3 separate regions of the Homo sapiens genome follow, and all the other regions are linked to region 1. Evidence: chromatin loops called from intact Hi-C (ENCODE). Cell type or tissue: IMR-90. All regions are shown on one strand. Each heading gives the region's core, and the rest is flanking DNA. Links, peaks and the distances in the headings are about the cores only.

Region 1 (4,936 bases), core at 337-4,336:
ATGATATGAGATGGCAACAGGAGACAAGGGAGGTTTGTAATTCTGGTAATCCAGTGACAGGAGTTTGGCTGTCTGTCCCCAAAACATTTACCTTCACTGACTTAAAGTTTTCTGTGAAACAAGAGTTTCTTTTGGGGATTGATGCTCATTTTTGTATAATTATGATCTTTAGTGTAATTATGCATCAGATAGGAGAGTGCACACTAGGCTTCAGGTCTTGCCCTCAATTTCTATCATTTTGAAAATAATAAAAACTATATAATTATGGTGACAAAATTGGAGGGAAAGAGAGGTAGCTTCATGTATACATACCTAACTCAATTATTTTCTAGAGGAGATTACAGACCTGTGTGAGAAATTATATAAAGAACTAAAGATAACCACAATACCAACTTCTGTCCCAGGGACAAAGAATCAAAGTGTGATTCACAGAGTAGTGGCGGCAGCAGCAGCAGCCTTGGCGGTCCTCCCTAAATAGAACAACCAGAATCTGCATTTATATTTGTGTGTACAGGAAAGAGTGAGACACGCTTATCCGCAGGACTTCAGTCATGAAGCTGCCTCAGGTGCTTTTCTAAACAGAGTCTACCTGCCTCATTACCAGCTCCCACAGGAGTAAGAGTTCAATTACAGGATAAGTTTCTAACACTGTTTCTTCCCTCCTACCCTCATACCCATAGAGATTCACCTCCTGCTTAATATTGGAAGGTTGAGACTATGTATTAATAGTTCTCTTACAAGTCAAAGAATAGCAGAAATAGAGGGTATTTCAAACCAACCTTTAAAATTTCATTTTTAATAGTCCTACTGACCATATTTTCAACATGAGTGGCAGATTTCTGAAAAGATAATAATAAAATATTTGGCCACAAAGAACCATGTTAGTTTTATAATACATTATATTATCACATATCTATTCATAAGGCAACTTTGTAAAACGTACATACACATGCGTATCTGGATATAAAACAAGTAGGCATGTGATAAAATACAGGGACTTCACACTTGTGATTTTAAATATTCTAAATTCAAGGTAATAAAATTTTATTTAGCTCACAATTCTGACCCTATCTGATGTTTACAGGATATTATAATACTTTTAATGATAATAACATTGTTCCCAGTTAAATGTTAGCGTACCTAACAAGTATTACAGATTCCCAAGGAAACTAAGTATCTAAATGAAGAATAGCTAATGTTTAGTTTTTTCAAAGTTGGGGTCTTTAATTCCCTGTTTGTTTCTACACCAAGGGGGGAAAAGAAGAAACAACAAAAGGAGATTTGATTATTTGATAGTGAAATATAAAGATCTTGTTCAAATTTCTGTTTATCTTCTGTAAATCATGTGGAATGGCAATATTCACTAATGAAGTGTCAACCCTCAAATTCTTGATACGATATGTGATTTTCTATGACTTACAATTCACTATTTGAAACAAACTGTGGGCATGGGCCTACTGGGTAAGTTTGTGACCATCATGAAATTTTCTTTTTCTGTAGTTAAATCACTAAATGTTATCAAAATTTGTTGGTTAGCCCTGATACTGTAAGGATCGTGCATTGCAGATAAATCCTTTATCAAATATACTTAGTAAATGATGGAGTATAGCATACTATATATCATCTAGGAATATGGCATATTATATACATTTTGTTAAAGAATATTTATGTACCTGTGAGCTTTATCATTTGTTGTCATTTATGGCCTGAGAAACAGAGTGGGCAAATCTCGCAAGAAAAGCAAATTGTGGCCACCTGTGTTTCTGTAAGTATGGGACATATAAGTGGGTTTATACACACATACAATACACAGGAGATTTTTATTTTATGTGGTTTGACTTAGAATGACGTATTTGTAGAATTGTGGAAAGAACCAAAGGTGACTGACTCATCCACTGAGTCACTGGTGAGGGTTAAACCTTTGTGTTTCTCAAAGCTGATTCCACATAACAGCAAACTCTGCCCAAAAAGGATTAGTGCATTTTACCCTGGTCTCTGAGAGTGCCAAATACAAAGGGCTGTGACTCCCCTGATAGGAGGTTGCCTCAATATCCTTGTCCCTCTCCCTGTCATCATCTGAGCCTCAGAGATATCCCTCCTCCAGGGCATAATTTACAGCTTATAGCCACTGGCCCTGTTTTTCTCTCAATGTCCTACCTCTTAGTTTGTACGACTCAGAAGATCTGGGCTCTGAATTTGGATCTATCCTTGCATGCTGTAACTTTAAGCAAGTCTCTTGAATACTTTGAGCTTCATTTTCCTTTACAAAATGCTGAAACTGTCAGCTGGGTGCGGTGGCTCACGCCTGTAATCCCAGCACTTTGGGAGGCTGAGGCGGGGGGATCACAAGGTCAAGAGATTGAGATCATCCTGGCCAACATGGTGAAACCCCATCTTTACTAAAAATACAAAAACTAGCTGGGCGTGGTGGCGCCCACCTGTAGTCCCAGCTGCTTAGGAGACTGAGAAAGGAGAATCGCTTGAACCCGTGAGGCGGAGGTTGCAGTGAGCCAAGATCGCGCCACTGCGCTCCAGCCTGGCGACAGAGCGAGACTCCGTCTCAAAAATAAATAAATAAATAAAAATGCTGAAACTATCTATTTTAGTTACCCTACAGGGTTGTTTTAAGACGTTCACAGGAGGTAAGGTAGAAGTTTGTTGAATTATAAAGTGCTACACAAATGTAAACAATCAACGGCTTTTCAACCACATACAGCCAGTTATTTAGACTTCAGAGAATTCTTTTTTCTTTTTTCTTTTTTTTTAGGCCAGTGTGTCTCAAATTTCAGTGTGTATGTGGAGGGCTTGCTATAGCAGATTGCTTGACCTCCATCGCTAGAGTTTTTGAGTCAGTAGGTCCCTGGTAAGTCTGAGAATTTGCATTTCTCACAAGTTCTCAGGTGATGCTGATACTACAGGATACTACAAGTGTGATCCACAGGTGGGCATCTTAAGTATCACATAGTTGCATTAAAAAAAAAAAACAACAAAATCTCAGGACCTATGCTGGAGGGACTAAATCAAAGTCCACATTTTAATAAGACTTCCAAGCGATTCGCTAGCATATTGAGGTTGGAGAAGCACTGCATTCGATACTTCACAGCCACGGGAGCACAGTACCATCAGCTGGGGAACTTCTAAAAAATACTGCTGCCACATATCCTCTCTTCTCAGAAATTCTGATGTAGTTTGTTTGGGGAAGGGACTGGGCACAGGTTGTCGTTCTTTTGTTTTTTAATGATTCTGCTATGTACATAGAGGTAAAAACCAATGCCTAACTGGATAAGGAGTCTCCTTTACAGATCACTTTCAGGGCAGCACTAAATAGATATCAGTAAAAAAATTGGAGTCACATTGTATCGTTTGAGAAATATATCAGTAGCCAAAGATGAACAAATTCAAACGGGAGAGAGGAAATAGACCACCATAAACCCATTTGTTTGTTACACAATTTCATCCTTATGAGCCATGGAAAATGGGGTGACTTTATTTAATATGGATCAGATTTACATAACGTCTATGGAAATAACATAAAGCTTATTATTCTGTGCTGTCTCTCATTTGGGTTAGACAAGGTACAGAACTGTTCTAAGTTGTTTTTGTTGTTGCTTCTAATGCTATCACTAAGGGAGAAAACAGACAATATTTAGACAAGGAAACTGGCTTCTGTGCCAACATATTCAAGCACAGTAAATTCTGTGCACTTATATATATGAACATGTGATTTGCTAAATAATTGTATAATTCATCTCAATTTTATATAGTGATTTCTCTTTAGTTGAAACTTATAGAAAAGCCTATGTCATAGATAAAGACTTTTCATAAAGGATGTAATAAGTTCAAAATGGTCAACAAGTAGTCAGAAGATCAACCTCTTAATAGCATGAAATACTGTAATTTATTAAATAAAGATAACTGACAACTATTTTTGCCTACTACACAAGCTATTTTTATGATCAAATGATATTGTATGTATCAAAGTATTGTATAAACTCTATAATGGTATAAACTATAAACTCTTAAGACTATAGTCATATATTTACAGCAGGATATAACTTTTAGAAAATTTTAAAAATGTAAGAAAACAAGCCTTTTATTCTTATTTCTATGCTATACACAGGCCATTTGCACTACGATGTTTTTATTATGTCATTTCAAGTCCTTTAAAGTCACAAGTATCTTACGATATAGTTGAGTTTCTTATCAGGAGTGCAGGGCAAGTAGACTTTTTTTTTTTTTTTTTGTAGTTACCTGTAATTAAAACTTAATCTCCAGTTAATGTGTGATTAACCTTTACAAAATAAAACACTTTACTTCAGATTTTGTTAATTACTGTAGGAAAACCTCATAGATATGTAGAATAGGAAAGGCCTTGGAGATTAGGCAGTCCACCATCTCATTTTAAAGTGTTTTAACTGAGAAGAGAAAAATTTAGTTCGTTATCCAAAAACTTGAGTGATCAATTGAGAATTAGAACTCATGTATTTTAATTTTCATTTCACAGTACCACTGAGATTACCTTTTTGGTTTTCATTTTATCTGATGAAATGCCATTTTTATTATACATAAATGTATCCTTAAAATTGTCTTTCTCTCCTCTTCCTTCCTCTCCTTTTCTCTCCTCTCCCCTTCCCTTCTCTCCCTTCCTCCTCCCTCCAATTCTTCCCTCTTGCCTTCTCTCCTCCCTTCTCCTCTCTCCTTCCTCTCCCCTTTTCCCTCTCTCTTCTCCCTGTAAATCAAATCTGCATTTACCTGTGGAGGATCATCCAGTTAGTGCTGGTCAAGGAGGATTTGTTTCAAGGAAATGTCCCATCTTGCACATGTCTACTATCTGTCTGTACCACATGGGTTTTCCTTCCTCCACTTGCAGCTTCCAGCTTATTGGTTTTTATTATTTTTTTTTCCATAAGTTATTGGGATACAGGTGGTATTTGCT
Region 2 (4,936 bases), core at 374-4,373, 440 kb after region 1:
GTGTGTTCTCCAGTGTCTGGCACCAAGAAAATATTCTTCATCTTTTTTTTTCCTTTTATGCTCTAACTTCAAGTTCTTCTCATCTTTAAATGCAAGCTCTAGGAAACAGAAGACTAAGCAACTGCCCTCTCTAGGGCATAAGTGTTAGTAAGCCACACACAGTGGAGTGGGCAATTGCCAGGGGAGCCTGTCTCCTGCTGGTTTGGACCAGGGCAAGGTGAGAATCTGACAAATATTAGCAGAGCTTCTGTGTGAGCTTGATTCCCATGACCTTATGGAATTCTATAATTTTGATTTCAGGATCACTCTAACTCATCATCTATAGAAAGATGATATTGTTTCAAAAGTTAAAGTCAAAGAGAAAAGAAAGAAAAGGATAACATTGTGATGAAAAGTTCGTTAAGAGGAGGGTGATAGACAGAATAATGACCCCCCAAAGATGTCTATATTTGAACCTCTGAAACCTGTGAATATGCTACCTTACATGGCAAAAGGGACTTTGCAGATGTAATTAAGTTAAAATCTAAAGATGAACAAATTAGTTTAGATTATTTGGATAGGCCCAATGTAATCACAAAGATCTTTATCAGAGAGAAGCAGGAAGGTCAGAGTGCCAAGGGAATGTGAAGATGGAAGTGAGGGTTGTAGTTAGAGAGAGAGACTTGAAGATACTACACTGCTGGTGTGAAGATGGAGAAGGCGGCCACAGCCAAGGACTGCAGGCAGCTTCCAGAAACTGGAAAAGACAAGGAAACAGATTCTCCCCCTCAAACCACCAGAAGGAGCTCAGCTCTGCTGACATTTGGACTGTAGCCCAGTGAGACCCATTTTGGACTTCTCACCTCCAGGACTCTAAGATAATAAACTTATATTATTTTAAGCCACTGAGTTTGCATAGCAATAACAAACTAACACAAGCAGTTTCCCCTCAGAGTTCTTCATGGGCAGACACTCAGTTATGTAAAATTAGCTTGAGCTTTTCTGGAAGGAAATAAAAGATACGGAATATATGCCTGTACAGAATTCCTTTTTTTGGCATAATGGTGTATAATGGGGAATTGAAATGCTCTGATCAGTGATGTTAGCACATATTTTATTACTGGTGACTAATATTCAAAGAATTGTATTATGTTCAACTGTAATGCAAAAAATGACAAAGGAAGCTTTTCTGTTTTTTTCTTTTCCTTTTTTTCTTTTCTTTTTTTGTATGATCCACAAAGCACTTTAGGAACTTGCACTGCCTCGGGGTAATCATTGTGAACATCAATTATCATTGTACCATTGAAGCACAGAAGCACCCGCTAGTAATAATATTTCTAGGTGATGAGCACCAGATAAACCATCATTTACTATGATATAGTGCCTTGATTATGCCTGTTAAATTACAACTTTGGGAAAACTGCATAACTGTTTCAGAATTAAAATTTACTCATTTCAGGTATTTGCTTTGAAACACCATGACAACAGAAATAGAATGAGAGATAAAAGGAGGTCCCATGGTTACTCTTAAATGCAGCTCTTAGAATGCTGACATGAGAACTCCTCATCAGTGGTCTCTACTAGAAAAGGGGTTAGGTAAGCAGGTGTTTTGCTTTAGTCTCATTTGGTGAGCATGTGGGGTGTCCTCGACTTCAGGGTTATGAACCTGTCATACAGATACAACATTTTTATTGCCAACACCTGATAACATGTGTTACTTGAAGGAAGAGCCAATATCGTCTTTCCTCACTCCCCTTCTCCATGTGTTATAATTCATAGAACAGAACCAGGTCCACAACAAGTACTCAGTGAATGAATAAGCTAATGTTGAGTTCTTTAAATAGCAGTTGCTGACATTGGTGCAGCCCTCAGTGTACCAGGTGCTTTCCCACACATGGCTTTGGTTGATCACTCAAACACACAGTGAGGTGGCCATCCGCGTTTGAGGAGGTACAGCTGCTGATTCATGATGACTCATAGTCACATAGTCTGCCATGGAATTCTGGTTCCATCATCCCTATCTAGGGGTTCTGGGGAAATTTACTTAACCTTCTCAAGTCTCAGTTTTCTCATCTGCAAATATATATACATATATAGTTCTTGTATCGTCAGGTTGTTGTGATGATTAAGTGAGATGGTTTCCACAGTGGGCTCTAGCATAGAGCCTGGCACTTACAAAGGAGTGTATAAATCATAGATTTTTGCTATTCTCAGTTGGTGCAGGAAAACAAAGAGTAGAGGCATTAAGTGACTTACCCAAAGTCCCTAATACCAAGAGAGAAAATCTGGCTTGAATCTTCTCTTGATACTGGGTAATTATCTGAGTCCAGAAACCATTGTTTAATCTCTCTTTCTTCTTTGTTGTCTCTTCCCAGTGTGCACAGATACATGCACACACACAAACACACACACCACACATACCCCTGCATCACTGCCCAGTTTGAGTTGCTGGGGAGAATGACTGGGGAACGCCACATGTTCTTGTCAGGAACCTGCTAATGGCAGCTGACAGCTGTGCAGTGGCAGAAGCTGTGTGCTTGCAGGGGCCAGTCTCCAACTGAGAGGAGCAGTTTCACACCCAGTCCTAGGAAAGGCATTCAGCTTTTTCCTCCTTCCCATGAGAGCCCGAGGCAGCCTCCCTCCCCACCAACCACTGTGCTCATACAGCGATTAGTTTATCTGCCCTTCAGTAACCTGCTAATTCCAGGTAATGGAAAAAACCCTTCGCAGAAGTGGTTTACCAAACCACCTTCAGGATTCTAAGGAAACAGGGCTTCCTTCACATGTCCAAGGTTTAGAGATGGAGATGGGTACCTTTTCCCATGAATGGTAGCCTCAGGGATTTGAATCTTTTTGTTTTATTCCTCTTTCCCCTGAAGCTCATCCTTCAAACCAGGCTCTTTAATTTAGGACATGACGGGGTCCACATATTAGGATAAGCACAACATATTAGCTCTGCAGGAGCTGCCAGAAAGGACAGTAGCTATTTTGTGCTTTAGGTTTTGAGGAGAAGAGAATTTGACAAATGGCCCGTGTCCTTGGGGGATAACAAAGCAGCAAGTCTAGGGTAGCCAGAGAGGAGAATGATAAAGACAAGGGGAACACTGATATTCAGCTTTCCAAAATCTCTCTTCCCATGGAGGGAAAAGAAACATTGTTCAAGTTGCAAATCCTGCTGCTTGTGATTCGGAAGATTCCTGTCACTGAATATGCAGCTGAGCAGCCCTCTTTGCAAAGGCTGATCTCAAAGCCTCATCATCGTTGCCCACAAGCCAATCCTGGCATCGCTTTTCAAGGGATTTGTTTTGTATTTTCAGTATTAACACTCTGAGCTGGGAAAGGATGACAGCCCCATGAGCAGCAGCAACACAGCTTGGTAATTGGTTTTTAAATGCTTTTTGCTTTAAATTGATACCATGGGTCTTTCATTCTTCCTCCCTGGAGGAATTTCAATCTTTTATTTTTTGAAGGGTGACTTTTCCTCATCCTATGAGAATTGAGGGACAGACTTATAATTCCTGGCTCTCTTAAGTAAGGACCCTAAGAGGAGATAGATGTTATCCTACCAGGCAGGCTGTCGGAACACGGGCGGGAGATGGGAGAACTGGGTTCCAGTTCTGACTCTGCTCCTGATTGTCTGTGTGACCTTATATAGATCACTCTTCGTCTCAAAGCATCTATGTTTTTAATAAGTAAAACGAGAAACTTAGCTTAGACTTGTGTGTCTCAAACTTCACCTGCATATCAGTCACCTGGTGATCTTAGTAAAATGAGATTCGGATTCAGCATCTCTGGGTGGGGCCTGAGATGGTACATCTAAGCTTCCAGGTGATGACAGCACTTCTGGGTCAAGGACAATGCAAGGGTCAAGGATGTTGTTTTTCTGAGTGTGGTCTAGTGACCACTGAAAGTCCCATCAGGGCTTCTCCCATTACACTTTGTGAATTCAACATGTTCTCACTATCCTAGCTGCTAAACACCAGTTCAATCCCATCATCTCTCTGCTAGACTATTCAGCAATCCACCCACTGGTATACTTTCTTCTACTTTCCACACCCCCTATTCCCTACCCAGCCATGATAGAGCCTTTTTGAAAACATAAATCAGATCATATTTACCCCTTACCCCAGTTAAAACCCCCCAGTGACTTCCAGAATCTCTTGAAATGAAATCCAGGGATTATTATGGCCCTACATAATTTGGTCACTCTCTATCACCCCACCCTCCTATCTTTCTCCCCCTCTCACTGTGTCCTAGTTGAGTGGTTGTCAACTAGGGATGATTTTGCCTCCCAGGAGACGTGTGTCAATGGCTGGAGACATTTTTTGATTGTCACAGCCAGGAAGGTAAAACCAGCATCTAGTGGGTTGAGGCCAAGGATGCTGCTGAAATTACAATGCACAGAAAAGCCCCATATCACACACACGATATATAGAAGTATTATATAATATATAATATTTTTAATATTATATGTATAGCTATTATATGTATATATGTATTTTATATATTAGAATATATAATAATGTATATTGTATATTCTAATATATAAAATACATAATATATATTCTAATATATAAAATACATATATTAGTATATTTAAATGTATGCATGTATATATTTAAATATATGTGTGTGTATGTATGTGTGTGTATATATATATATATATATATATATATATATATATATATATCCCAAAATGTCAATAGTTTCCCTCTTGAGAAACCCCACCCTAGCTACACAGTCCTGCCTTGTATTCCCCAAGCTTACCAAGATCCTTCCAACCTCAGGGCCTTTGCACTTGCTGTATCTCCTATGCCTTCTGTACTGTACCTCCTGTGCCTCAACCCACTATATGTACACACACACATACACACACATTCTTTTCATCATTAAGGCCTCAGTTCAAACATGGCATCCTAAAGAAAGCTGTCTCTGATCACCTTAGCTCACACACACC
Region 3 (4,936 bases), core at 374-4,373, 580 kb after region 1:
TCTAAATCAGTCAACATTTTGCATAGCAACTACAGGGCTCACTAAAGCATGGAACTCCGAAGGCACTGTACTCAGAAGGCAGCACCTGGCATGCTTTAATTGGAGTTATTCCTGGCTGATTTGCCTCCACATTGGGGAACACAGGAGAGAACACTTTTCTCTTGCCATTAGCTCTAGGCCCTTCTTTCTGACTTATGAAGAAATATTAAAAGAACTAATATGTACAACTTGAGTAAACAGTGACTAAGAAGGGATATGCTAATTATGTGCAAGAGTTTAAAAGGTGCATACACTGAGGAGGATGAGAAGTTATTTAGCCTGGTAGCTGAATATTGCCAGGAGACACAAAAACACATTAAGCAAAGGGAGATTTAAACTAAACACTAGATCCCAGAATAAACATAACACTCAGCGATGTGAGCAGGCTTGTGGAAATTGGTTGAGATGTTTAAAATACCAAAATACTGAAATTTGCATTTCAAGTAAACATTTCTGTAAGGGCAAAAAATAATAGATAGGGACAAGAGAAAGACCCAAATTGTGGCCATAGAACTCGTCTACCAGAGAACTTAAACCATAGGTTTTGTGTCCATTTCTGGCCTGAGAGTCTTTTTAAGGTTGAGAGAATAAAAGACATTATTGGTAGGACCCTGGGGTTGAGAGCAGCCAGTCAGAGAGAACTGAAGGAAGTGGAGAAAAGTTGCCCTCTTGGGGACAGGCTCGTGGGGGCAAAGGGAAAGAAAGGAACAGGAGAATCTGAGTGCATTTTAGAATTTTGTGACTCAAGATTCAGCTGGTGTATTCCATGCCTTAAAACAAGAAACGGCACTTGCTAAGATTGTATCGTGCCTGTGTCCACAGGGAGCTCTGTTGGTTTCCAAAACGATAACTCCACATGGCAGATAATTCCTCAGGACATGGCCAGAGATGCCCCTGTGCAGTCCTTCAACAGCAGAGTATGCAGCACACCCTTTCTTCCCCAGTAAAAGAGAACTCTATTAGGGTCATTAAAAGGCAGTGGAGTTTTATGCCAACTTCTCTGACAGAAATACTTAGCCACTTTTCAATACTTAGCTCTATTCTCTTAAACTACATGAAGTGCTGACAATGACTCTAGTATCTCTTTGAATTTCTTAATTCAGTTCAGCTTTATCTCAGTCCATTCAGGTTACTATAACAAAAATACCATAGACTGGGTAGCTTATAAACAATGGAAATGTATTTCTTACAGTTTTGGAGCTTGGGAAGTCCAAGATCAGGGTGCCAGCAAATTTACTGTCTGATAAGGGCCCACTTCCTGATTCAGAGACAGCTCTCTTTTCTCTGTGTCCTTACGTGGCAGAAGAGGCAAAGGAACTCTCTGGAGTTTCTGTTTTCTTTTCTTTTTTTTTTTTTTGAGATGGAGTCTTGCTCTGTCACCCAGGCTGGAGTGCAGTGGCTCGATCTCAGTTCACTGCAACCTCCGCCTCCCAGGTTGAAGCAATTCTGCTGCCTCAGCCTCCCAAATAGCTGGGATTACAGGCACATGCCACCACACTTGCTAATTTTTTTGTATTTTTAGTAGAAACGGGGTTTCACCATGTTGGCCTGGCTGGTTTTGAACTCTTGACCTCAAGTGATCTGCCCACCTCGGCCTCCCAAAGTGCTAGGGTTACAGGCGTAAGCCACCATACCCAGCCTGGAGTTTCTTTTATAAGGGCACTAATCTCATTCATGAAGGCTCCATCTTCATGACCTAATCACCTCCAAAGACCCCACTTCCAAATACCGTCATCACTTTGGGGCTTAAGTTTCAACATATGAATTTTGGAGAAGCACCAGCATTGGGTCTGTAGCAAGCTAACTCAACAAACATTTATGGAGTGACTAATCTGAGCCAAACTCTGTGCTAGTTCATGAGGATATTATGAGTAAGGCATGGTCCCTGCAACACTTACAATCTGGAGCTTTGGCTTTCCAACAACAGAAAAGCTCCCATTTCCTGTTAAATTTCTGTGAATTGGTAAGAAATTCTCAAGTGAAGCAGTAGAGATAATGCATTGTGGGAAAAGTCTCCTGGGTGTGACTAGAACAGACTAATCAGGAAGGGCCAGGGAATGCAAGAGTTTCAACTGGAGGATCCAGGGAATAGGGAAAGGAAGCATGACAACAGGGAGGGCCCAGGGGTGTCTCTGAATGTTTTAAATTCAGTTTCTGGCTTGAGAGTCTTCTTAAGGTTGAGAGAATAAAAGGAAATATTGGCAGGACCCTTGGGTTGAGAGCAGCCAGTCAGAACTGAAAGAACTGGAGAAAATTTGCTCTCATGAGGACGGACACACCGGGGCAAAGGAAAGAAAGGAGCAGGAGAATTGTTGGATGAGATTGGTTGGATGATGGAATACGGTGTAGTTTCCCCTGCCGATAGTTGGTTTGCACCTTGAGCCTGCTCCCACTTTATTGAGATAGCTATGCACATTGTGTGCTGGAGACAGAGGCTGCCATCAGAGAGGAGGAGAGCTATCACAGGAGAAGCAAAAATGATGTCTCTGCCTCCCATGTGGGTCACTTAAGGGAAAACTCTCCTTTTATCCTCAGGTAGTTTAGGGGAAATTCTAGAGACATGAGATTGAAAGTTTATCTGATAAGGATATGTTTTATTATCTGCTTATCAGGAACAAATGAGATTACTAATACTTATATTGGTATGTAAGAATCCCAGGCCCCAAACACAATAAATATTGTTTTATTTTCTGTCATTCATCTTACTATTTCCTTTCATAGGTGCCATCTTCCAGAATTGGTAGGGCTTTAGTTGGCGCAGCTAAAAATAATCTTTCTCTCTCCTGCAACTGTTTAGTTTTTGTTTTTGTTTTATAAATTCAAAAAGCGAAGTAGGGACCCATAATCCACCATTTCTAGGTATTTCATGGGAATTGGAAAGAATTCAGTGTTGCCAACCATCTCTAAGATTATCCTTGTTCTCTCCTTCTTCTACTGACAGCTCTGTCCCCAACCAAGATTAAGATTATGGGTGGGGGATATGCAGTATGAGAAGAAATACTAAAACATTCTGAAATTATTATTAACTATTTTCTCATTAAAATTTACCATTATTCTCAAAATAAATAATGCTATCTTACTTTCTATTCTACCTCTGCATTCTAGGTTTTCAATGAGCTTATACCTATTTCTGCCTGCTAAATAAAAAACTAATTGTCAAAGTTGCCATTAGCCTTCAGGGTATTTATGTTCAGCTAGAAGAGTCTTAGCATCAAATAGTTGGCATGACACTTAGTGCATAGAAACAATATGCAGGAAAGATCTTTTTACCCCTTCAATCCTAAATCCTGCCCAATTAATCCAGAAAAGTGGCCAGTTACCCTTTCTGAGATTACTGTTTTCTTCTCTACTACATTCTACTTCTATAACATGTAAAATCAGATCTAAGTACTTGCTTTAAATGTTGGCAAAGGAGAAGAGAAAAATGTAGACAGGAAAAAATTAACCTCTTAAAAATAATATTTAGGAGATCGAGACCATCTTGGCTAACACGGTGAAACCCCGTCTCTACTAAAAATACAAAAAATTAGCCGGGCGCAGTGGCGGGCGCCTGTAGTCCCAGCTACTCGGGAGGCTGAGGCAGGAGAATGGCGTGAACCTGGGAGGCGGAGCTTGCAGTGAGCCGAGATTGTGCCACTGCAATCCGGCCTAGGCTAAAGAGCGGGACTCCATCTCAAAAAAAAAAAAAAAAAATAATAATAATAATAATAATAATAATAATAATATTTAACTATATGCTATAGACTAATTCTAAAACATTCTCAGTAGAAGCATGTGCTAGATAAAGATAATGTGCAGAACTTCAGAACCAAATAATGTTATATTACTCTTGCCTGTTTTTTTAATCAAGATTGTACAGTTTCCTCAAAACTAGTGATATTGACAATTGAGAGAAGACTTGAAGCTTGGAATATCCAGAGAGTTGTGTTATAGAATGCTAGCAAAGAAGCCCCATGTTCTGTCGGAAGCCTAGTTAACAGGTTTAGCTGACATATTTAGAGTAAATTTGTCTCCTTGCTAACTGTCTGTTACGTTGATTTGGTCATTGAGGAATTCCCAAAAAAAGGAAAACAGCTTATAGCATTTGAGCAGAGCTAATGACTGGTACCATTTAGTAGAGAATGACCAGGAGCATCGTGATTGCAGGACTGTGTTCTTTAACACCCTCCCCAGCTGCTCTATCCTAACTCGTGTAACAGTGGAGTTTTGAAATTTTGGGGTGAGGGGGTTCAGTTTAGCTAGAGTTGAAGTCCTTGGGCCTTTCTGGCCAAGCTCTGGCTAGGCTCTTCCTGCTACCCAATCTCATTTCCTCTTCTCTTTCCTCTTTCACCTTCTCCTTCCTCAATCACCTTCTTTTCCTCTTTTCATTTTTCTCCCTCTCTACTTCTTCCTTATTTCTCTCTCCATCTCTTCAGGAAGAAAATGGTTTAATCAATTATTCTCCACATAGGGGAATTTAAACAAGGTTTCTTAAGTTGAGATTTCTTTACTAAAATGCACACACTCAACTATGTAGATCTTTCCAAACAGGACCTCCCTATACCTAATCCCAACTTTTAAGCCAATAATATTTAACTCCCTACCCCAAACCCCAGATGACACAGTCCATCACAAACACACCATCAGCAGCACATTCTCATGGATCTGGCCCATGGCCTAAAAGCCTCTAGGATGATGTAGTTTGATATAGAACAGAGATCACAACTGCCAAGACAGTTTAGCATACAATCCTTGTGAACAGAATTTAACAGAATCTGAAGAAGAGTGGTGGTTTCTCAAAAGGAAGCCACTTTGTCTAATAACAATGTTGGTGTAAAGAGTGCTTTGCAACAACAAAAAACAGAGTGCTTTGCAGCATGGTGTAATAGATGATGTTGGTGCTATATCCCCTCAGAGC

Evidence for each region. Hi-C counts contacts between places; a loop is a spot of excess contacts. Peaks named below come from ENCODE experiments on the same cell type or tissue, not always from the same donor. Only the 100,000 strongest peaks of a DNase experiment are listed, where the experiment ranks them.
Region 2: a loop joins it to region 1, with 2.9 times the contacts of the local background. A loop is called at or near these places in 1 of 110 quality-filtered maps.
Region 3: it touches region 1 in a loop (4-fold over the local background); 1 of 110 quality-filtered maps calls a loop at or near these places.

The regions. Positions count from the first base shown.
Region 1 is chr3:116,437,368-116,442,303 of GRCh38, reverse strand. The region is part of intron 1 of LSAMP (limbic system associated membrane protein); the gene reads left to right. Among named protein-coding and RNA genes, the nearest start is that of LSAMP, 5.7 kb to the left of the region's middle. In IMR-90, for the core only: no CTCF peak of the experiment used is centred there; a DNase peak (open chromatin) is centred at 1,893.
Region 2 is chr3:115,997,447-116,002,382 of GRCh38, reverse strand. The region is part of intron 3 of LSAMP (limbic system associated membrane protein); the gene reads left to right. All of the region lies in intron 1 of LOC124906269 (a long non-coding RNA gene), which reads right to left. It overlaps LOC124909414 (a long non-coding RNA gene), which reads left to right. Exons shown (of 2, transcript XR_007096014.1): 1 at 1-1,575. Among named protein-coding and RNA genes, the nearest start is that of SNORD155, 95 kb to the right of the region's middle. In IMR-90, for the core only: no CTCF peak of the experiment used is centred there; a DNase peak (open chromatin) is centred at 1,922.
Region 3 is chr3:115,853,079-115,858,014 of GRCh38, reverse strand. The region is part of intron 3 of LSAMP (limbic system associated membrane protein); the gene reads left to right. All of the region lies in intron 1 of LOC124906269 (a long non-coding RNA gene), which reads right to left. Among named protein-coding and RNA genes, the nearest start is that of SNORD155, 50 kb to the left of the region's middle. In IMR-90, for the core only: no CTCF peak of the experiment used is centred there; a DNase peak (open chromatin) is centred at 1,884; H3K27ac peaks cover 956 bases.